Linked DNA regions of Mus musculus: regions 1 and 2 are each linked to region 3. Evidence: chromatin loops called from intact Hi-C (ENCODE). Cell type or tissue: left cerebral cortex. All regions are shown on one strand.

What was found. A loop is a pair of places that touch in the nucleus more often than their neighbours do. Peaks named below come from ENCODE experiments on the same cell type or tissue, not always from the same donor. Only the 100,000 strongest peaks of a DNase experiment are listed, where the experiment ranks them.
Region 1: it touches region 3 in a loop (20-fold over the local background); 3 of 42 quality-filtered maps call a loop at or near these places.
Region 2: it touches region 3 in a loop (4-fold over the local background); 4 of 42 quality-filtered maps call a loop at or near these places.

The regions. Positions count from the first base shown.
Region 1 is chr13:5,487,723-5,495,722 of GRCm38, forward strand. No RefSeq gene overlaps it. Among named protein-coding and RNA genes, the nearest start is that of Gm40660, 36 kb to the left of the region's middle. In left cerebral cortex, no CTCF peak of the experiment used is centred here; DNase peaks (open chromatin) are centred at 4,753, 5,256 and 5,426; H3K27ac peaks cover 3,060 bases.
Region 2 is chr13:6,176,507-6,184,506 of GRCm38, forward strand. No RefSeq gene overlaps it. Among named protein-coding and RNA genes, the nearest start is that of Gm35615, 110 kb to the right of the region's middle. In left cerebral cortex, no CTCF peak of the experiment used is centred here; DNase peaks (open chromatin) are centred at 2,013, 2,304 and 5,000; H3K27ac peaks cover 1,381 bases.
Region 3 is chr13:4,662,654-4,670,653 of GRCm38, forward strand. No RefSeq gene overlaps it. Among named protein-coding and RNA genes, the nearest start is that of Akr1e1, 57 kb to the left of the region's middle. In left cerebral cortex, a CTCF peak has its summit at 4,322 (motif pointing right); DNase peaks (open chromatin) are centred at 333, 3,486, 3,910, 4,262 and 1 more place; H3K4me3 peaks cover 919 bases; H3K27ac peaks cover 1,103 bases.

The DNA of each region.
Region 1 (8,000 bases), 830 kb after region 3:
ACTTCTAAGGAGGGGCATAATGTCCACACTTCAGTCTTCATTCTTCTTGAGTTTCATGTGTTTAGCAAATTATATCTTATATCTTGGGTATCTTAGGTTTTGGGCTAATATCCACTTATCAGTGAGTACATATTGTGTGAGTTCCTTTGTGAATGTGTTACCTCACTCAGGATGATGCCCTCCAGGTCCATCCATTTGGCTAGGAATTTCATAAATTCATTCTTTTTAATAGCTGAGTAGTACTCCATTGTGTAGATGTACCACATTTTCTGTATCCATTCCTCTGTTGAGGGGCATCTGGGTTCCTTCCAGCTTCTGGCTATTATAAATAAGGCTGCTATGAACATAGTGGAGCATGTGTCCTTCTTACCGGTTGGGGCATCTTCTGGATATATGCCCAGGAGAGGTATTGCTGGATCCTCCGGTAGTACTATATCCAGTTTTCTGAGGAACCGCCAGACTGATTTCCATAGTGGTTGTACAAGCCTGCAATCCCACCAACAATGGAGGAGTGTTCCTCTTTCTCCACATCCACGCCAGCATCTGCTGTCACCTGAATTTTTGATCTTAGCCATTCTGACTGGTGTGAGGTGGAATCTCAGGGTTGTTTTGATTTGCATTTCCCTGATGATTAAGGATGTTGAGCATTTTTTCAGGTGCTTCTCTGCCATTCGGTATTCCTCAGGTGAGAATTCTTTGTTCAGTTCTGAGCCCCATTTTTTAATGGGGTTATTTGATTTTCTGAAGTCCACCTTCTTGAGTTCTTTATATATGTTGGATATTAGTCCCCTATCTGATTTAGGATAGGTAAAGATCCTTTCCCAATCTGTTGGTGGTCTTTTTGTCTTATTGACGGTGTCTTTTGCCTTGCAGAAACTTTGGAGTTTCATTAGGTCCCATTTGTCAATTCTCGATCTTACAGAGCAAGCCATTGCTGTTCTGTTCAGGAATTTTTCCCCTGTACCAACACCCATTCATGATAAAAGACTTGGAAAGATCAGGAATTCGAGGCCCATACCTAAACATGATAAAAGTAATCTACAGCAAACCAGTAGCCAACATCAAAGTAAATGGCGAGAAGCTGGAAGCAATCCCACTAAAATCAGGACTAGACAAGGCTGCCCACTTTGTCCCTACCTATTCAACATTGTACTTGAAGTCCTAGCCAGAGCAATTCGACAACAAAAGGAGATCAAGGGGATACAAATTGGAAAGGAAGAAGTCAAAATATCACTTTTTGCAGATGATATCATAGTATATATAAGTGACCCTAAAAATTCCAGCAGAGAACACTTAAGCCTGATAAATAGTTTCAGTGAAGTAGCTGGATATAAAATTAACTCAAACAAGTCAATGGCCTTTCTCTACACAAAGGATAAACAGGCTGAGAAAGAAATTAGAGAAACAACACCCTTCACAATAGTCACAAATAATATTACCTTGGTGTGACTCTAACTAACGAAGTGAAAGATCTGTATGATAAGAACTTCAAGTCTCTGAAGAAAGAAATTAAAGATCTCAGAACATGGAAAGATCTCCCATGCTCATGGATTGGCAGGATCAGTATAGTAAAAATGGCTATCTTGACAAAAGCAATCTCCAGATTCAATGCAATCCCCATCAAATTTCCAACTCACTTCTTCAATGAATTAGAAAGGGAAATCTGCAAATTCATCTGGAATAACAAAAAACCTAGGATAGCAAAAACTCTTCTCAATGATAAAAGAACCTCTGGTGGAATCACCATGCCTGACTTAAAGCTGTACTACAGAGCAATAGTGATAAAAAATGCATGGTAGTGGTATAGCGACAGATAAGTAGGCCAATGAAATAGAATTGAGGACCCAGAAATGAACCCACACACCTATGGTCACTTGATCTTTGACAATGGAGCAAAAACCATCCAGTGGGGGAAAAAACAGCATTTTCAACAAATGGTCCTGGCACAACTGGTGGTTATCATGTAGAAGAATGTGAATTCATCCATTCCTATCTCTTTGTACTAAGGCCAACTCTAAGTGGATCAAGGAACTGCACATGACACCAGAGACAGTGAAATTTATAGAGGAGAAAGTGGGGAAAAGCCTCAAAGATATGGGCACGGGAAAAATTCCTATATAGAACAGCAGTGGCTTGTGCTAAGATTGAGAATTGACAAATGGGACCTCACAAAATTGCAAAGCTTCTGTAAGGCAAAAACACTGTCAATAAGACAAAAGGCCACCAATAGATTGGGAAAGGATTTTTACCTATCCTAAATCAGACAGGAGACTAATATCCAATATATATAAAGAACTCAAGAAGGTGGACTGTAGAAAATCAAATAACCCCATTAAAAAATGGGGCTCAGAGCTAAACAAAGAATTCTCACCTGAGGAATACCGAATGGCAGAGCAGCACCTGAAAAAAATGTTCAGCATCCTTAATCATCAGGGAAACACAAATCAAAGCAACCCTGAGATTCCACCTCACACCAGTCAGAATGGCTAAGATCAAAAATTCAGGTGACAGCAGATGCTGGCAAGGATATGGACAAAGAGGAATACTCCTCCATTGTTGATAGGATTGCAAGCTTGTACAACCACTCTGGAAATCAGTCTGGCCGTTCCTCAGAAAATTAGACATAGTACTACCCGAGGATCCAGCAATACCTCTCCTGGGCATATATCTAGAAGATGGAAGTGGTAAGAAGGACACATGCTCCACTATGTTTATAGCAGACTTATTTATAATAGTCAGAAGCTGGAAAGAACCCAGATGTCCCACAACAGAGGAATGAATACAGAAAATGTGGTAAATTTATACAATGGAATACTACTCAGCTATTAAAAACAATGGATTTATGAAATTCCTAGGCAAATGTTTGGACCTGGAGGGCATCAACCTGAGTGAGCTAACCCAATCACAAAGGAACTCATATGATATGTACTCACTGATAAGTGGATATTAGCCCAGAAATTTAGAATACCCAAGATATAAGATACAATTTGTGAAACACATGAAACTCAAGAAGAACAAAGAGCAAAGTGTGGACACTTTGCTCCTTCTTAGAATTGAGAACAAAACACCCATGGAAGGAGTTACAGAGACAAAGTTTGGAGCTGAGATGTAAGGATGGACCATCTAGAGACTGCCATACCAAGGGATCCATCCCATAATCAGCCTCCAAACGCTGACACCATTGCATACACTAGCAAGATTTTGCTGAAAGGACCCTGATATAGCTGTCTCTTGCAAGGCTATGCCGGGGCCTAGCAAACACAGAAGTGGATGCTCACAGTCAGCCATTGGATGGATCATAGGGCCCCCAATGGAGGAGTTAGAGATAGTACCCAACGAACTAAGGGGTCTGTAACCCTATAGGTGGAACAATAATATGAACTAACCAGTACCTCCCAGAGCTCATGTCTCTAGTTGCATATGTATCAGAAGATGGCCTAGTCAGCCATCATTGGAAAGAGAAGCCCATTCGTCTTGTAAACTTCATATGCCTCAGTACAGGGGAATGCCACGGCCAAAAGTAGGAGTGGGTGGGTAGGGCAGTGGGGTGCTGGAGGGTATGGGGGACTTTTGGGATAGCATTGGAAATGTAAATGAAGAAAATACCTAATAAAATTATATACAAACAAAAAATATATAGGAAATAATTCCAATGAAAAGCAAATAATGATTATAAACTGATAAACATGGCTGAAATTATTGTGCAGCAAAACTAATATCTTTAAAGGGAAACACAATTTTGTATCAGTTTAATATGTTTATGAATGTTTTATTAAAAATAAAACCCACATTAAATTCAGCATTCAATCCATTGAAAAATATATGACTCGGTGATACTTATCATATTGGCAATCTGCTACATGATCAGCAACATCTGTCTCTATAACTTTTCAATTTTTTAAAACTGAAGACATGTCATCTTCAGACATGTCTGTATCTTCTATTTTTAGTTCTTGGTAACCACCATCCTATTTTCTACATATATGACTACTGGAGGTATCTCATAAGTGAATAAAATAATATTTGTTGATTTATTACTGGCTTGTTTTACTCAACATAATGTTCTCAAAGTTGATACATATTGTATCAAGCATCAGAATTACCTCAATCTAGCTAAACAACTTTCCATTCTCTATGTGTGCCACATGGTTTGCTTATTTGTTTATTACTATTTAAGTATTGGGTTTCCTCCATGTTTTAATTGCTATGAGTAATTATACTATCAACACAGGTATAAAGATATCTCTCAGAGACTGTACATTCTCAGAACTGAAATTTCTGGATCATATGGTAGTTCTTTTTTCAAATTTTTAAGACCCAATAATACTGTTTTCCTCTTCAGACATAGCATTTCATAAATTCACCAACAGACTGCGTATTGTTCTGGTTTCTTTATCCACATACTTTGTTCTCCATGGTGGTCATCATAAATAAAATTAAATTTAACAGTAGAGTACTAATGATGTGTTAGCTCATTCAAGAAAAAGAGAGAAATGATTTTTAAAACATGATTCGAGATTGAAAGAAACAGAAAAAAAGCATAAATTTTGAAGTGATTGAGGCAGTCATAAAAATATATACAAAACTTTCTGACGAGACATTTGAAAGTCTAGAGGAAATGGATTATTTCCCAGAAAAATATGGATTGCCAAAATTCACCCAAGAAGAAAGGGGAAACTTAAATACACCAGTTACCATAAAAGAGTTTAGAAAAAGATGCTTAAAGATCTATCATTGAAAAAGGCAGTGGGAACAGATGGCCACCCAGCTGAGGTTTATGTAACATGCATTTTATATAACCTTTAAGAAAGAGAGCTGTTCAAAGTTAAATTATTTCAGGCCTTAGGGGAAAAAAGATAAAAGACTTCCCCAGTTCATTTTACAAAGGCAATATAACATTCAAAATAGGAAAATTGAACAATAAAAGATGATTATAAAAAGATGTTGTTCATGAACAAAGATGAAAATACATTAAAATGTGAGTAACTATGTTATGGCCATGTTCCTTTTATGTGTTTTGTTGTTGTCACATAAGTAACATATTCAATGGATGATTTTGTGTCAAAAAATAACAGAAATGAAGTAAAGACAAAGGCACTCTACCATGGCCTCATGAAGCTTTCTGTCTAGCATGAGGAATATGAGAGTGAAAGAGGTAAACACACACTTGATACATCAGATGATGATTCAGCAAAAAGAGAAAACTGAGCAGAGATATAGATAGGTGCTAAGAGGAAAGTTAGCCACTTTGGATTACGTATACCTTTTATCAGAGAATTTGCTCTGCTAGTATGGAGGCTGGAGCAGACCAGAGAGCACTGTTTGGGATTAATGCAGAGTAGATAACACAAGAAACCAGTGAAGAATGCCATAAGGTACCAGGACCACAGTGCACCTGCTGCAAAGCAAGATCAGAAGAAGGCAGGGAAATACAGAGAAAGAAAATAGTGCTGAGATCATGCAGGGCATTAAGTAAAACAATGAGTCTCCCATGAAAGAGGAGTGCAGCACTTTTAACATGGAGCTGGAGTTATTTAACTTCTGTCTCAGAAGTTAAAATGGCTCTGACCAGTAGAGTGAGACTGAAGTACAGAAACCAAATGGGGGTGTTTTCTGGTGCCTAACATAGGGCTTCAGATGCCTTGGATAGCAATAGTGACAGTGAAAGTGTTAGGAAATGCTGAGGAGGTGTGTGTGTGTGTCTAATTGTGTTTGTGTGTGTGTTTCTGTATGTATATCTGTCTGAATGAGTGTATTTGTGTGTGTATAATTGTGTTTGCGTGTGTGTATTTGTGTGTGTATGTTGGTATATATGTGTGTGTTTGTGTGTGCATATGTGTATATGTTTCTATATGTGTGTGTGTTTGTGTATGTATCTGTGCGTATGAGTGTGGTTTTGTGTATATATGTGCACATATATATGTATGTATATGTGTGTGTGAATGTGTGTATGTGTGTTTGTGTGTGCATATGTTTACATATACCTGTGTATGTGTATGTTTGTGTGTAAGTATAATATATGTGTGTTTGTTTGTGTTTGTATGTGTATGTGTGCATGTGTGTATGTGTGTTCGTATATGTATATATGTGTAGGTTTATCTGTGTATGTGTCTGTATTTGTGTGTATGTGTGTGTGTGTATGTGTAAGTATGTTTGTATGTATTTATGTATGTGCAAATATGATGTGTGTGTTTGTGTGTGTATGTGTGTATATGTGTGTCTCTATGTATGTGCACATATTTATTTAAATGTGTGTACATTATTATATATGTTAAAAATATATAAAGTGTTTATATGTGAAATATGGAAATTCATATATATGTATGTGTTAAATATAAACATGCATTTAAGATAGATTGGAAAAGGGAAAGGGCTGTGGAAATAAAATATAATTGGTGATGAGATTTGCAAATTTAGCTAAGATTTGCTCTTTTTTTTCTTTCATCTTCAGTCTAACAGATGTGGGCATGGAGTGGAAGAAAGATTAATCATTATTTGGTCATGTAAAATCCATTATGTAAGGACAAAAATCAAACAGATATAAAAGTTTATTAAGAGAGATGTTTAATAAAGCTCCCTTTAGACATTCTTCTTTATAGTTTTCTTTTTTAAAATGAAAATTGCTGGCTTGCTTTGCTAATTTATTTTTCTATATGCTAAAGTGAAAACTCTGTTTTAATTGAAATCAGAACTGGATATGTATTTGTACTTTTATGTCTTAATCTAATAATGCCTTCAACAACCAAGCCTTTGTAATGAGATACATAATTTAATAAATTGGACAAAGTTCTGAGAAGATAAAAATATCTCCTTTTCAGGACATAAGTTTCTAACTAGAAAGCTCAGGAGGATATAAACTACTGGAGTTAAGACAAAAATTCATTAAGGTGAACAGAAAGAAGGCAAATGCACAAAATCTGAGGTTTGCTCTTAATAATGAGAGAATGAAGTGAGAAATAATAGTGAGAATGGTATGTAACTTTAAGATATAGATTTCATGAGAAGGAAACTATATATTTGAGCAAAATACTGCTTTGTTAAGGAATATAACATATCAAACAATAGAAAGTCATAACAGATTAGAAGGACACTGTTTTTTAAAACAACTTTAATGTGCATAATTATTATATAAAATTTCACATAAAATTATATTATATAACATTCATATTAAATGCATGTATACAAATAGCAAAAATAATCTTCTGATATATAGTAAGTAAAATCTTCTGAATATTGTGATTAGGAATGAGTGACTTGACTTACCATACATCAGAAGAAATAGGAATCCATAAAAATTAATATACTTTTGGCATGGAGGTGTTCATATATGTCCATAGTCACAGCTGCAACAGAAGGTTCACAAGCTTAAAGTCTGTTTTAGTTACATAGGGTCCCTAAGCCAGCCTGGGAAATTGAAAGAGGATGTGCCTCAAAATACTTAAGAAGGGAGAGGTTCTGTGGATGTCTGTTAATCGTAGAGTGCTCAACCTAATATATACACAGCCAGTCCCTCATATTAGAAAAAATGAAGAGCTGTTAGACTAATACATAATAAAGACAGCATTTCTATTAAGGAAGAAAAGGACTCTTAAATTAACAGAACAGGGAAATGTAGACATGTATGTTTGTAAAGATGTAACATGAATACCAAATGATTAAACACTCATTAAATTAGATGTTAGCATCATTTTAGAAGAGAATTTTGGTCTTGTGAAGATCATATGCCCCAGTACAGGGGAATGCCAGGGCCAGAAAGCAGGAGTGGGTGGGTTGGAGAGCATGGTAGGGGACGGTATATGGGGGGGCTTTGGGGATAGCATTTGAAATGTAAATGAAGAAAATATCTAGTTAAAAAAAAGCCCCCCCCCCAAAAAAGAAGAGAATCTAAAGAAAACACAAACCCGAAGGAACTTAGAACTACATCTCTATAGATGATAGGAAGATACTTTACTAGATCTAGGTTAGACATCTATTGGGTTCCAGGGCAATTGCTGCATTCA
Region 2 (8,000 bases), 1.5 Mb after region 3:
AAGGAAACTCAGTGAGAAAATGTAAAATGTGTTGTGAAGAAATGGCTCAATAGTGGGATACTTACCTGGCATGCACAATGCTCTAGGTTTAATTCTCCTTCCAATTAATTAATTAATTAATTAATTAATATAAAGCAATCTGTTGGTGCTGGAGAGCTGGCTCAGCAGTTTAAATCACTGGCTGTTCCTCAAGAGGACCTAGGTTAATTTCCCAGCACCTATGTGGGGTTTCTAACAACTCTGTATAACTTCAGCTCTAGTGGCTCCTACACCCTCTCCCAGACATACATGCATGACAAACAGCATTTCATCTCTCTCCCTCTCCCTCCCTCTCTCTCTCTCTCTCTCTCTAATATGTATATATATATATATATATGTATGTATATATATATATGTATATATGTATATGTATATGTATGTGTATGTGTATGTGTATGTGTATGTGTATGTGTATGTGTATGTGTATGTGTATGTGTATGTATATGTATATGTATATGTATATGTATATGTATATGTATATGTATATGTATATATATGTATATATATATATAAAAAATATACATGTGTGTGTATAAAATCTCTCTCTATCTCTATATAATAGCAATGTGTATCTCAGCTTAAATAGATTATATACAAGGCACTTCTCAAGTGGCTCACATTGGGCAAACTCCTTCATTAATATTGGTATGGCTTAAATAAGAAGTACCCTCCTCCATCAATAGCTGGTGAATTAAAGATTTTTCCCATGAGGTGACGCTATTTGGAGAGGTACTGGAAAAATTAGCAGTTAGCATTTTTCTGAAGGCAGCAAAATGCATTTGAAGCTTTCATTTGGTCCCTAGACCTGTACATTTTGTTTTGCTTTTCTCATGCCATGAAAGAAGCTCTTGCCGTCATGATGCGGTAGGTCAGAATCAACATAGCCCGTACATGGAAGCCTCAGCAACCGTGAATCACCTAAACCCTAAGATGCCTATGTGAGGTATTTCTCTGCAGGGATCAATCTCATTGACATCATTAAGTCAATATCGGTATTTCTTCCAACTGTATGAAGTCTAGTGCACAAAAGTATATGGAGTATAAATGAGACAAAGATAAAAATGACGAGGTTTGTGGTTTACTTATTTGTGGTACTGTACTTTTAATCAGTATTTGAAAGTATTTTCAATGGTTGATCCCTGAGAGACGGCTCAATGGTTAAGTGTGAGTATACCTCTTATGAGGGACTTGAATTCAGTTCCTAGAATACATGTGGGGTGGCTCATAGCTGCCTATAGGTTCCGTTCCAGGGGATCTGATGTCCACTCCTGATTTTCACAGATACCAACGTTCACGTGTGCATGTCCTCCCACATATACATGTACAATTAAAAACAAAATAAATATTTTAAAAAGTGTATTACCTATAATTAGGTATATAATATTATGTGTCCTTAGGTATAAATAAAGTTACTATAAAAGAGTGTTTGGTTTTGTCTTTCTTATTTATAGCAGAAACAGATGATAAATCTCCTGTTTCCTCCTACTTTGGCTGCATCAAGATGCTACACAGAGGGACTGACCTGCATCATTTAAGTTTTTATAAGGACACCAGAATGCTCACACAATGAAGTCACCTAATGGATTCTTTCTCACATACTATTGTTAAGCAATACATACCTGCAACTAAATTATTCCCTTCAGGTCAGCTGTGATCCATTTAAGGGGTCCCAAACAACTGACATCTATTCTCTTTCTGACTCCTGGGACAGGATTAAAATATGAATTTCAATCTTCACATTATCTTCATGCATACATTCTCTCATTTCCTGTTGGTAAAAGCACATTTTAAAATTTAACTCATGTTTATGGTTCACCACCCTATAGCTTCATCTTAATTTGCACTTGACATTTTACCAAGTTGCATTTCAAAAGGCTGAGCAGAGCCCAGAAGCCAGAAGCCAGAGGACATGTGCCAAACCCAAAGAGAGAGCATCAGTCTGGGAATAAAGAGAGTCAGTCGCGTTAAAGGTAGAATCAAAGAACCCACCCGAGGAGCAAATAACAGATTCCTTAGCACAAAATAGACTTGTGAGAAACTAATTGCTACAGATTTTATCATGCCCAAAATAAAGCATGGAGAAATATCATGAGCATACTGTAATGCATAAAATCTTGACACTCATGATAAAATACTCAAAATACACACTGGGAGGATGGAGCTTGCCTGTAATGTTAAATTCTGCAAATTATTCCAAACAGCTAGCCATATTTGTGGCATCACATTGAACTGGGTGTGAGAGGAAGAGAAGAAACAAAAATAGACATTGTTCTTCCTTTTAAAAGTAGAGCCCAGAAGGTGGGTTTGGAGCCACAGAAACACTGTGGGCGATGGTGGCCGAGAGTCATGTACAGGAGCTGCTGGAATAAAAATGGCTGAGACAAATGGCCCCGTACTGAGACACAGGAACCAGAATCTCACACCCCGTATCTCCCCAGCAAAGGTCGTCTTTGGCAATTATCACAAATGACTGTTTATTGCTCAGTAGTTTGAAGGAGGCGGAGGAAAGACTGCATTCCACAAACTGTATCTTTGGAAAGGCCAGGTTGACACTGTAATTACCAGCCTTTCTCAGATCCTGCAGAGATTTCTGAAGAATTATTTTTGCATAAACTCCTTGCTCATGGCAATTCCTGAACACATCAGTCCCCTTGCTATTATTTTCCTTGAATGAAAGACTCCTGCTGGGTTAAGAGTTTATTTTAAAGCTTGCTCAGCAGCTTCAAGTGTGGCTGTGCTCTCATAGAGCAAATCCACACTGGGGAGAAGGCTTGGTTGATAAGGTGCTTGCCTTCCAAGCAGAAAGCCCTGAGTTTGATCCCCAGAACCTGTATGAAAAAGCTGCGTGTGTGACACATGCTTGCAACCCCAGTTTAGGGGAGGTAAAAACAGGAGGAGCCTTTCTGAGGCTTGCTGGGTAGACAATAGCCTATTTCAGAACAGTGTAAAACTATGTGTCAAAGGAAAATAAAAGATGGTTGGTATTTAGCCAATGATACCTGAGACTGTCCCCTAGACTAAACACACACAGACACACACACACACACACACTGAAGGGGTGAAGAGGCAGTATGTCTATAGTAGGTTTTCCTGTCCTAGCTCAATTGTTCTCTGTTAGTCACACAGCATCCAAAGCGATGGAGTATGCACTGAAAAAATGAAGGGAGGAAACTCCACAGCCACTGAATTTCAACCAGAAGGTTATTATGCCAACAGTGAGTCCTTTGATTATATTGATCAGAAACGGAGAGGAAAGTAAGAGTAAGCCAGTGGATTTCAAAGAGAGCTTGGAGTTTGGAATGAGAGCATCCCGTTCTGAGATGAGCGTCAAGTGAAATGATGGGCTGGTATCCCTGGGCCATATTTCATTAAAATCAATCCTCTAGTCAAAAGCTTAATGAATGTGTGTGCAGAAAAGAAAAAAGGAATATAAGAATTTAGGAAAATAGTGGAATTCTTCTGTGATTTCAATAGGGAAAGCAGAATGCAGACTTGGTCTGTGTAAGACATCTGGTACAGTTGACTTTATACCTGGGAAGCCACTCCTGTCTCCTTCTCCCAAAAGTTCTATATAGCCATATACTAGGGAGAAAAGGGCCAGTGGTTTGGAATGAACTAGACCCGGGAGTTTAGTTGGGGATATTTCTGTTTCACTTTCAAAGTTGTTATAAAGAAAATCAGTTCTAGTCTGAGACCCTTCTAGGATATTTCTTTAGAGGTGTCATGGTGCCCAAAATGTTTCCTTTCTCTCTAGCCTGCATGAGAAAAGGACCTTGGGCACACAGTGTGGTGTTAACAGGCAGCTCCATGGTTTCACAGATTCCTGGTCCAAACCATTTACACAGAGAGAGACTCATGTGCACACATATACACAGATGAATAAACACAATGCCATGTATGAACACACATGTGTGCTCACATACATAAACACACACACGTGTATGTGTTTGCACACAAGTTACACCCAAACCTATTTTTAAAAATAAGAACAAGAGTTCATTGGTTATGTAATATTGAGGACTGAACACAGACCCTGGCACATGCTAGGCAGGTACTCTACCACTGAGCTACACCCAGGATCTCACTAATTCTTCATATTGGCTTTTTTTTTTTTTTACACTCACAATTATTTGCTTCCAAGTGACTGTGTCTCTCATTTCCTGGTCTCATAGGCCTATCTGACTGGCCCATGGTAAAAGACCCATAAAAATTTGAAGCTACTGGATGAGTATCCACTATTACCTTTAGTCACTTTGCCATGGAAATTTCTGGGATAGTGGAAAGGAATGCAAAAGCAAATGATGCAGGAAAATACACCATCAGTAAATACACCACAGTAAACACACCATCAGTAAGCACCACAAGCCATTGTTTCCCTGTGCAAGGTCTGACTCAACTGCTTACTTAGTGCAGCACAGCTAAGTTAGATCCAAATTCTGTACACTGGCCTTGGTTATATGGGGTGACTTCTTCTATTTTTTTTTTAAATAAATGTAGCATCACAACAGTCCCCGTAGTTAGATATTTGGAAGACTGAAAGTTTACTGAAAGTTTTCTTCCCTCTTGACAATAATATAATACAAATGGTCTCAAACGTGTGCTGTGATGTTTCAATAAGACATCTCTGCCATCAGTTTGTTTGTTTTGTTTTGTTTTGTTTTGTTTTGTTTTGTTTTGTTTTAACCACACATAGTAATTCATGGCAGGCTTTTCTAGTTTGTGGGTATGATTACAAATTTTATGCAAAAAACATGACAGGTTGCTACAGGTTGCAGAATTACACAGACAAGGCGTGAGTATGCCTTTCAGGTTGATGCTTGCTAGAGACTAAGAAGCAGGTGACAGCAAGAAGTCCAAACCTCCTCCCACATGTCTGCCTCTCCAGCCATGATCCAGTGAACACGCAGCTCGCACACTGCCTTATGCTGCTGACTTTGCAGGGGAAGCAGCACAAGTCACCTTTTCTCCTTCTCACCATTGCTATTTTCCATACACACTGGGAGATGATATAGATCATCATTCTTCAATGCAACTTGTGAAATGAGAGGAAGTTCTCCACTTGAGTCTTCTTCAAATTGTGTCCAAGAATAAACTGAGCTACAATCTCTCACAGAAGATAAGATGAGGAATAAAGTCCTCTTGGTCTAGGCTGCTACAGGATGTCTGTCATTTCTACCCCAACTACTGTTTCAAGGGATTTACACATATGTCTATAATTCTGTCATTACAAACAGTGACACTTGTTTGTTCTATTGTTATGTATATTAACACTGTTGCAGACTGAATGTTGACCTTTGCTCTGCATTCATACATTGAAACTCAACCTCCCATGGGCCAAGAATGTGGAGACAGGCGCTTTAAAAAAGTGACTTTTTAAAAAGTTGGGTGAACTCTAACCTTATGCAGTGGGTAGTCATAGAAGAAGAGGAGCTTCGGAGCAAGTTAGCTAGCTCAAAACGAAAAGCACTTACTGCCAAGCTGGATAACCCAAGTCCAATCTCTGGAAACCACCTGATGGACAGAGAGAACTGTGCTCTTACGTTGTGCTCTGGCTTCTATATGCTCACCAGGCCATGCACACACCTACCCTACCTCCCACAAATAAAGAAATTTAAATATTTTAAGGAGATTAAGATACATATATTCAATGCCAGACAGTGGCACCACATGCCTTCACTTCCAGCAATTGGGAGGCAGAGGAAGGAAGAACTCTGTAAGGCTGATCTAGGGCTACATGGAAAAACTGTGTCTTTACAAACAAACAAACAAACAAACAAAGACACACACATTCCCAGAAGGAAGCCTTTGTGATAACAAAGAAAAATATGAATGGAGACAAGTCCAAGAAAACCAAGCCTGCTGACACCTTGTACTTAGATTTCTAGCCTTAAGCATTCTCCGAACATAAACATAAGTAATATGTCAGCTTCATAAAGGACTCTGAGTACCCTGCTTTATCTTCTTAAACACCTAGGTATTGGTCAGTACCAGGTTGGTAAGCATGGATGGGCATCTAGCTTAATCCAGGAAGTATTTTCTGTAATTTTGTAGTAAAGGATAGGTCACTGTGAAATGCTTACATCAAAGCTCAACTTTTTACAGTTCTTGTTACTGCATATGGGGGCTGAAACAGTATATGACTTAGATTGCGTCTTCAGAGTGAGAATTTATGTTTCAAAGCCACCTGCTAAGAAGCTGTCATTATGTTATTTTAGAGCATATCATATATGCATATGGTACATATTATTATACTTCATACACTAGTAATTGGAGGCTCACTTTCTAGATCTCATGACCAGTTATAACCAATTAGATTTGTCTTTGCACCTGAATATGTTCAGGCCTCATTCTTGAAATGGTAAGATTTTACATCTAGATTCTAGACTGCAAAAAACAAACTCATATATGTAAATACATTTTATTGTATATTTTGGGCCACTGAATGACATATAAGGCTTTTCAATATATGTTTCAGAAATCTCATAACAGGTTGGAAGCAGTGGTTGTTCTCAGCCTTCTGCCGGTCTTACTAAAGGAATGAAGAAGCGGCTCCACCAGCAAGATACTCTCAACTCTGGCGAGTATGACTTCTTATGTTTTATACTCCACAGGACTCATCCACGGCTTCTGTTTCTCATTTATGTTCTTTCTCTGTCATGACCACAAAAGGCAGGGGTTTTTGACTCCTTTGTTTAATAATGTGTCTCATAAAAATCAAGAACAGCAACCGAGTCATGGCAGAGCAATACATTTTGTTGCACATGTTAGAGATTTAAGTGTTACTCCACATGTGACACTGTCCTAAATCCAGTGGATGGCGATGTGAGAAATATACAGTCCCCAGCCTTGGAAAGGCTTGTTATGACTCAATGGGTAAAAGCAATTGCCACCAACTTTGATGATCTGAATTCAATCCCTAGGACCTGCATGATAAAAAACCAGAATTGGCTTTCTTATTTTTTTGTCTAATCTCCACTTATGACAATTTTTTTTCTAAAGAAAGCCTACTGTGCAGAATGATAGGAAAGAGCAAGAGTTTGACTGCAAATGATTTTCTACATTCTTTGAGAAGAGAGAGATATAGAAGAAAAGTGAAAAAGAAATAAGGAAATATATCTCAGGAAACAAAAGGAAGAGAATCAAAATTAAATGAATACATACAAACTGTTGACTTGTTCACAAGCTGGCTTGATCATGCCACAGAGGATTCTGGGCCTAGGGAATGGTGCTACCCCAAATAGGTAAGTTCTTCTTACACCAGTCAACAGCAACAATTCCTCCCAGATATGACAGCAGGCCAACCCAAGGCAACATCACATTGAGACTCTTCACAGATGAGTCTAGGTTGTGTGAAGTTGACATTCTAACCATCACAGATAACATTTACATTTGTATATTTTTCTTTTATTTCTCTTTATTTCATTTATTTCTTTATATCTCCAGATTCCAGTATGATGCTAGATTTAATGAATATGTCATCAGAGTTAGATAACCATTCTTTTAAAATCCAAGGTGTCCTTCACTAACTGTTCTCCATTTCTGATCTACTTAAATTGTTTTTGTTTTTGTTTTTGTTTTTTTACCAAGGTTAAAATAGTAAAGGTTTTGGCATTTGAAAAGAGGACTGAGTAGAAAATTTAATGCTTAGCCTGAAAGGATCTTACACGCGTTCTCGCAACCGGCCAGGAAGAACGCAACAAACCGGAATCTTCTGCGGCAAAAGCTTTATTGCTTACATCTTCAGGAGCCAGAGAGCAAGAGAGCAAGAGAGCAAGAGCAAGAGCTCTATTGCTTACATCTTTAGGAGCCAGAGCGCAAGAGTGCAAGAGTGCAAGAGCAAAGGCAAGAGAGCAAGAGAATGGCGAAACCCCATCCCTTTTAAGGAGAATTATCCTCCGCCTAGGACGTGTCACTCCCTGATTGGCTGCAGCCCATCGGCCGAGTTGTCGTCATGGGGAAGG
Region 3 (8,000 bases):
AATTTCCTTAAATTAATAAAAACAAACAAACAAACAAGCAAAAAACAAAACAAACCCCAAACCCCCACGTTTTGGCAACTGACATCTGTGGCTTTGTCCTAGTCCTGTAAGCGTCTTTTAATAGAAGTGACTAAGGATATTGCTTTCCTGTGCTTTTATCAAAGGTCATGTTGGACTTGTTTTGCTTTTTTTATTTTTCCCATAAAAATCCTAAAGCTGTAAAAGTGCCCATTATCCATTGTTCCTACTCGCTTCCATTCCCGTGTCGCTTTGTTTGGCTGAATGTCCATCTATGACAACGATAGGCGTTCATAGTGTTCCCCTTAGTCAGTTAAGGAACACTGCATAGCTGTGTACTGAGGAGCACTTTATTATTGCCCCATATGGTTCCAAGGGGAAGTTAGAGTACAATATGACTCACCGACGGGAAACTCAAAAAAAAAAAAAAATCCCAGCCGAGCGAGCGAGAGGGAGAGGGAGAGGGAGAGGGAGAGGGAGAGGGAGAGGGAAGAGGGGAGAAGAGGGGAGAAGAGGGGAGAAGAGGGGAGAAGAGGGGAGAAGAGGGGAGAAGAGGGGAGAAGAAGAGGGGAGAAGAAGACGGGAGAAGAAGAGGGGAGAAGAAGAGGGGAGAGGGGAGAGGGGAGAGGGAGAGGGAGAGGACAACAACAAAATTGCTGGGTTTGAGTCAAGAGTGTGTCTTCCTGACACTTGTTGTTTATTGATTCCAGAGCCTAGCAAAGAGGTTTTATGCCTTCAGGAAGAAATCATAAAATAATGCTTAAGGGTGTCTAAATATCAGAGTTAATGTAAAAATGTTTTTATTGGGCAGATTTACTCATGTTTGAGAAAACATTTTAAGTTCTCCAACAGGAAATAGACATGTCTAATTTCTCAACAATAAGGAAGGGGAACCTTCAAAAATGTAATAATGTATTTTACGTGTTCTCCCCCCTCCTCCCATTTTCCTGACCAGATTTTATTTCTTCAGTTAAATAATTCTAGCCAAAATGAAATCAAACCAGTGAACAAACAAACAAACGTCTGGAAAAACAAACACTACAAAAAGAGGTAGGAGGAGTCCCTAAGAATGGATAACATCCCGCTTGGAAACAACCAATGTGCTTATATTGGTCTTCTGCACTCTTATCCTGAGCTTCAGACAGCTATAAATATTTTGAAGTTCATACAGGATCCATGACTGACTTCAGAGTAAATTCCAGGCTCCATATTTTAAAGTTATATATTAAAACATCTAGCATTCTCAAGTACTTTTTAATGCTATGGCATCCTCAATAGTCCATATTTTTCAAATGGATTGATACATAAATTTGAAACATGACTTCATTTTATTGATATATGAGTTTTAATTTATATTTCAACTAATACACAAAATATTACAGTACTCAATTTTGTGGACTAGTTAACTAACATTAGCATCATTTATTATTAGTTTATACTATTTGGAAAATGAAAGAAAAGAAATATTGTTGGTAAAGAGGCAATTTATGAAATATGTGTTTATTAAGTCAGCAGTTAGGATTATAATTTTAAAAATAATAACATTAAACAATATCAAAGTTATATGTATTATTACACAAATAATTCCCTGCTTTGATTTATTGGGAGTTTCTAAATGGCACCTTCTTTGTTGTGCATTTTTCTTAACACTCCATTAAAATAAATAGTGTCCTAGTCAAAAGGTACCCTTCAGGTCAGTTAAGAATTTTATACTGGTTTGCAGAAAGAACTGAATTACCGTTTGTAACTGGTGGTGGCCGTTTGTAACTATCTGAACTTCATATGGTTTAAAGGCCTTTGAAATAATCAAGAAATTGACAGTTTTCATAAAAAATGAGAGGGAATTATTTGGAGAATACAGTATATGTTTTATTTTTGCCTTTATTATATATATATATATATATATATATATATATATATATATATATATATGTATATATATATATATATAATGATCTGCTAATTTTGAAATAAACTTAAAAATAATGTAAAGCCTGAGGTGTATTACTCCCTCCCTCATTTTTGAAAGAAAGATGTAAACATCTAGCAAGCATAATTCTGAGTCTCTGTGGTCACATTGTCAGTCAGTGACCTTAAAGATAGAACTGAGAAAGTGGGAATGATATTTGAATGGGGAGGATTTTAAAGGGGATTTCTGTACACTATAAAGTTGACTATTATTTTTAAGTCAACATAAGAACAGATTCCAAAGGATCAGTGTGATTACATTTTGAATAAAAATATTATCGCTGATAAATTTATGTCTTTGCATGTTTGACTATAGTAAATTTGTATTTAAAATTTTATTTAGCATTTTATAATTTGTCCACACTTAGATTGGTTCTTGAAAATTCCCTTTGGTTTCATGCTATGTGAGAATAAAAAAGATTAACTGGGTTATCTGATGGGTTTCCAGTGTCTTCCTGTTCACTGACTTTTTTAATAGACATGGCTTCTATAGCCCTTAGCAGGATTTGATTGCGCCCTTATTGATATTTTGATTGTTTTCCCTGGTCAGCCTTAATATGTTAAACCTCTTGAGATCTGGGCCAAGGTGATTGTCCTGTGGATACACTCATGCTTGACTGTAAATATTTACCCCACCCATTAAATTCATATAAACTCGAAAGCAACCAAAAGAGGAACATAGTCAACCCAGCCACTCAACTAGAGCTGGAGAAATGGAAATGAGTATTTGTTAGTTTTTGGAAGCACTGGGTTATTTGGTTATTGTTGTTGACTTCAGAAACAAAATGGTATTTAGCCCCAGAAGGGAATATACATCATATTCAGGGGGTTCCTGTAGTGAATTTATTTGTGACTGATAATTATTGCTTTATTTTATATCCATGTACCAATGTACTACTGTTTCTAAGTAGAGGTAGATGGAAGGGAGTGTGGAGACAAAGGAAATGATGGGATTGGGGTTGGCAATCCAAACTGCACCACTATATTCATACTAATGAAGTATTTCATAGAAGCTAAAAGGGATTTGCATTTTCTGAAGCATAGCCTTGCCATCCTTGTAAAGACATCACCAATGGTCCAGGTCTCAGAGGGAGTTTCAACTCCCAAGGCTCCCATTCTCATGAAGATCCTTAACTGTTTTCACAAAGCTCTGTCATGGACCTGTTAGCCATTCTTCATGGGATGTATTAAATAAGGATTCATTTAAAAAAAAAATTTGCTTACAGTCATGACCACAGTGTATATCAGCAGTTTAGCTGTTTAGTTTCATGATTGTTTCCAAACACTGCATATGGTTATGTAACATTTGTAGAATTGTCCTCTGTGTCCTAATTCAAGGACAGATTTTTGATTCCAGAATTTATCGATATCTTTACTCTTCTCAAGTCACTTTCAGCTGACCGTGGAACATGTTCTGAGGTAGCAATTCTGCAAACTTGATGAAGTGGACCTTCCCCAAAACTTGCTGTTTATTTTCAGTGATTGGTAATGGGAGAATAAGGGTATGTTTTTTCAATATTAGAATTATTTAAAGTCACCAAAACTATGTGCCCCTTTTATTTACCCTAAAAGAGACACATTTCTTCTCCCTTTCCATAGACACAAAACACCATTCCCTGTGTATCCTGACAGTTCAAAGAGATGCACAATGTCAAATAAAGAACTATGCTTTTTAATTATCTCTTTGATGTTATACCAAAAAAATGCATTCTTTTTTTTTTTTTTTTATGGAAAGGAATTTCCTTTGTTCTTTGTTCATTAATGTACTTGTATTCATCACAACTTTGACTCAAATCATCCCTTTCAGAAAAGCACTTGCGTTGCTTCCTGCTCCTTGGCAGGATGGAATCATGCATATGTATGACACATCACAAAGTGTCATTTTGGGAAAGACTCTGTTAGCATGCCTATGGGAAAAAGTATGGTTAGATGATTGTAGCCAGGGAAGCCGCTTCATTTTGCAGCTTTTAGCTTCCTGGAGTGAGACTTGAGTTGGGGGTGGGAGGTTCCATTTTAAATACTAGTTGTCAGCGTCCAAATGATCCATTTTTTTATACCAAAAAATCCAAAGTGGTATGCGTTTAAAAAAGAAAAATTCTGTACCTCATTAAAACACGTGAAAAGACGAATAATGCATGTGATGTAAAGCTCACAACTTCACATTATTTTTTAAAGAATCATAGTTATTGGCATTTATGCTCACCTTACATGAGGTTCAGAAAGCATTTTTGAAAGCCTTGCCAGAGAGAGAGAGAGAGCAGGGGTAAAAATGAAACACGCTGTTAAAAATGTGAACGAGATTAGCTTCTCAATTGGATGGCTTTAGAACTGCCAGCAGATGGCGCAACAGCCCATTTTAAATTTACCTCTGACAGAAAATGTCAATCATTCCCTCTCATTGCCTATGAGTTCTTAATGGTCCTAAAATAAGAAATTATTGAAAATTAATCTTTAAAAATATAACCACGAAACATTTAATAATCGTGCTAAAGTAATTATACCACTGTTAACATAATATCTGATTCCCCCCACCCCCCCATCTTAAGGTCTTCCTGGTACAAGTCTTGCTTTAATGGCTATGAAATCTGAGATTTGTGACCTTGAACTACCTACAGTGGAGGTGCTTAGAGAGCACCTTACTTAAATACATCCATGATGGATAGAATTAGCCATATTGTTAGTTGAGTTCTCTACCAGCCACGTAATAAAAATTTGGGAGGTATGTGATCATTAATGAAAATATATGTCTATCTATGTTTATTTAGTGCATTGGTCACATTTTCTGAGACATAAGTCATTTGAGGAATGGCATTTTCAGTGAGAACATAGCTTCCTTCCGTTTGTGTTGTGTGACCTGAGAAAGACATTTTGCCAAATGTTTCCTGTCCACCCTCTAGCTATTTCTGTAGTAAAGAGAAAGAGCTGTTGTTCACACATTTAATTCAGACTGTGAAGATGTTTCCTGTAGAGTCAACCGATTTCACAGTAAAAGAAATGATTAGGAAGATATAACTTTGACAATGTTGCTAAAGGGTAATGGACGTATACTATTCACAGTGTAAGCATTCATATTGAAAATCATGCTTATATTATAGAAAGAAAGGCATAATGGGAGGTTGAGGTCAGAAGGAACATACATTCTATCAATAGTAATCACCACAGCTGATAAATTAACATGACAGAAAGTTGATGATAGCCATGGACTTCAGATAATTACCTCATCCATGAAGGTGCGGCCAGCCTCTGGAGAATAGTTAGCATATGAAATTACTAACAAGTAAGTACAATTAGTATGTTAAAATTAATTTATTTCTCATTTTTTCATGATGATAATGCCAACTATTATAAAAGTTCTCTGCCAGATTGTAAATGATAATTTCTGTTGAAAATGATTAATTAAACACCCTTCTTACGAAAGTGATGCTTTTGTTTCCTTTCTGCTGCTGTGATAAAACAATGATCAAAAGCAGTATAGAAAAGAAAAGGGTTTAATTCGTCTCGTACTTTAAAATACATCACCGAAGTAATTCCAGGCAGAAACTGAAGTCAGAACTTGAAGTAGAAATCATGGAAGAATGTTGTTTGCGGGTTTACTCACAGGCTCATGCACAGATTTTTTACACATATCAGGACCACCAGCCTAGGGAATTATGCTGCTCACAGTATTCTGGGTCCCCAATATCAATTGACCATTAAGACAAGTCCTCTAGAAAATTCCTGCATACTTTCAGCTTATCAAAGGCATTCCTCATTTAAGGCCTCTTTTCTCAAATGACTCTGAAGTTGACTATTAAAGTAACCAGGATAGGTGAGAAAAAAGAATTTCTAGAAAATCAAAATTGTTGAAGAAAAATTCTTATCTACTTTTTTTCTCTTTCTTTCCTCTTTTTTTTGGTTGTTGTTTGTTTTAATCCACAGAAAATATATGTTTTGTTGCTTTTATTTCTGTTTTTTTTTCTTTTAAAGACATATCTTATTTTTCCCAGAGTGGCCTCATAATCACTAGGCATCAGGGAGAGGGGATGGTCACATTGAACCCTTTATTCTTTATGTCCTAAACACTGAAGATCCAGTACTTAACCCAAACCACACAATGGCTAATGGTTTTTGTCATCCAGTAAAATTGGAGTGGCATTTTAACATTAAACAGAGTTGCTACGTGTCATAATGAGGAATACATTTAAAAAAAAAAACACACACACACACACAACAAAGCTACATTCCTTTCATGTCCACAGAGCACTCTTACAGCTGTGACCTGGTACTCAGCCTGCATCTGTCACCTCTCAACAATAAAGTGTCCTGTACAATACCTGCAAACTTCATGGCAGTTGGCATGGCACCATTGGTGGAGAAAAGCTTCACAAGGACACCCCTAGATGAGGGCAGTTGATGGCTGCAAAGGAGAGAAAATCAGCTTTCTTCAATAATAATGCCTCAATCCTCAGTTGTCAACCCTAATGTGTGTACGGACAAGAAACAGTGGTTGGACTCAGTAGGTTATGCTGTGTGTGTGTGTGTGTGTGTGTGTGTGTGTGTGTGTGTGTGTGAGTGTGAGAGAGACAGAGAGACACAGAGACACAGAGACACAGAGCGACACAGAGAGACACAGAGACAGAGAGACAGAGAAAGAGAATTATGGGAGAAGAGATCATGAATTTGAGAGGTGATGTTTTTGAGGGATGACATAGAAGTAACTATAGGGTTAGAAATGATACTCAAATATGGCATTCTCAAATTTATATACTACACTAGAAAGTCTTGATTATGAAAATGAATTATTGTATGAAATGTATAAATATTATACTATTGTTTCCCCCGAAAATGTTTTGAAATAAAATTGCCAATATCAGAGCAATCATTTAACTAAATTTCAGTTCGCAAAAGCAGTTCATTGGGTTCTATATTTTTAATTATTTATTTATTTTTTCTTTTCTTTTATTGGATATTTTCTTTATTTACATTTCAAATGTTATCCCCTTTCCTGGTTTCCCCTCCAGAAACTCCCTATCTTACCTCTCTCCCCCTGCTTGTATGAGGGTGTTCCCCTACCTACCTACCCACCCACTTCTGGCTCCCTGCCTGGCATTCCCTTACACTGGGGCATTGAGCCTTCACAGCACCAAGGGCCCCTACATTCTTTAGAAGCAAGATCAAATGAGTAACTGCGAATATTAAGTATCATGTTTGTGGTTGATTAAAATAACCAATTATCATCATCATCATCATCATTATTTGTTGTTGTTGTTATGCCCCAGAATGTTCTAAAACGGCTATGCAACTTTTAGACTATGTTCTTTTGATCAGATAGACTGTTAACGTAGAACTGAATGTCTAGGCCCTAGTTAACTCATCAAAGTGAATGACCAAATCAGATGTTTTTTTCAGAGCCTCTGGGCTTGAACATCTGGTGACTTTATCATGTTATCACAAAGAAAGGGAGCATTAAAACATCTCAGATTTTATTTTCAGCCCCTGAGAGAATAACTGTAAAAATATGTGATTGCTTTATAGGAAAATATGAAAAAAACATGAAAAAAATTAACATTGAAAATGGTCTGCTGGAAATCACTTAATCCATGCCTATTTTGTTAGAAAATACTTAGGACTGAAATGTTAGCAAAGTTTATCTTCTCGGGAAAAATCATGACTGTTTAAACAAGAGGATTAATGTTCTAATAATTTGCAGTCTTAACTATATTTAATCAATTTTGCATATCATGTTCTCTTAGGGATAATGTTTAGATAACATGTTTTTAATGAACAAAAACTTCAGCCTGTGAGAAATTATTGACTTTCATATTTGAAATCAGTAAAATATTTTATTGATTATATTGTTTCTCTCCATGCAGAATAACTAGCATTTTTATGTCCATATATTACAACCCATAAAATCCTGCAAAATGTAGTATATCAGCCATGTTTGGTCTCAATTTTCATTCAAAACAGAAACTACTCCTGAGCGACATAAGAGTAATATGCATGTTCCTGTAGTAGGGACTCTAGCACCCAAT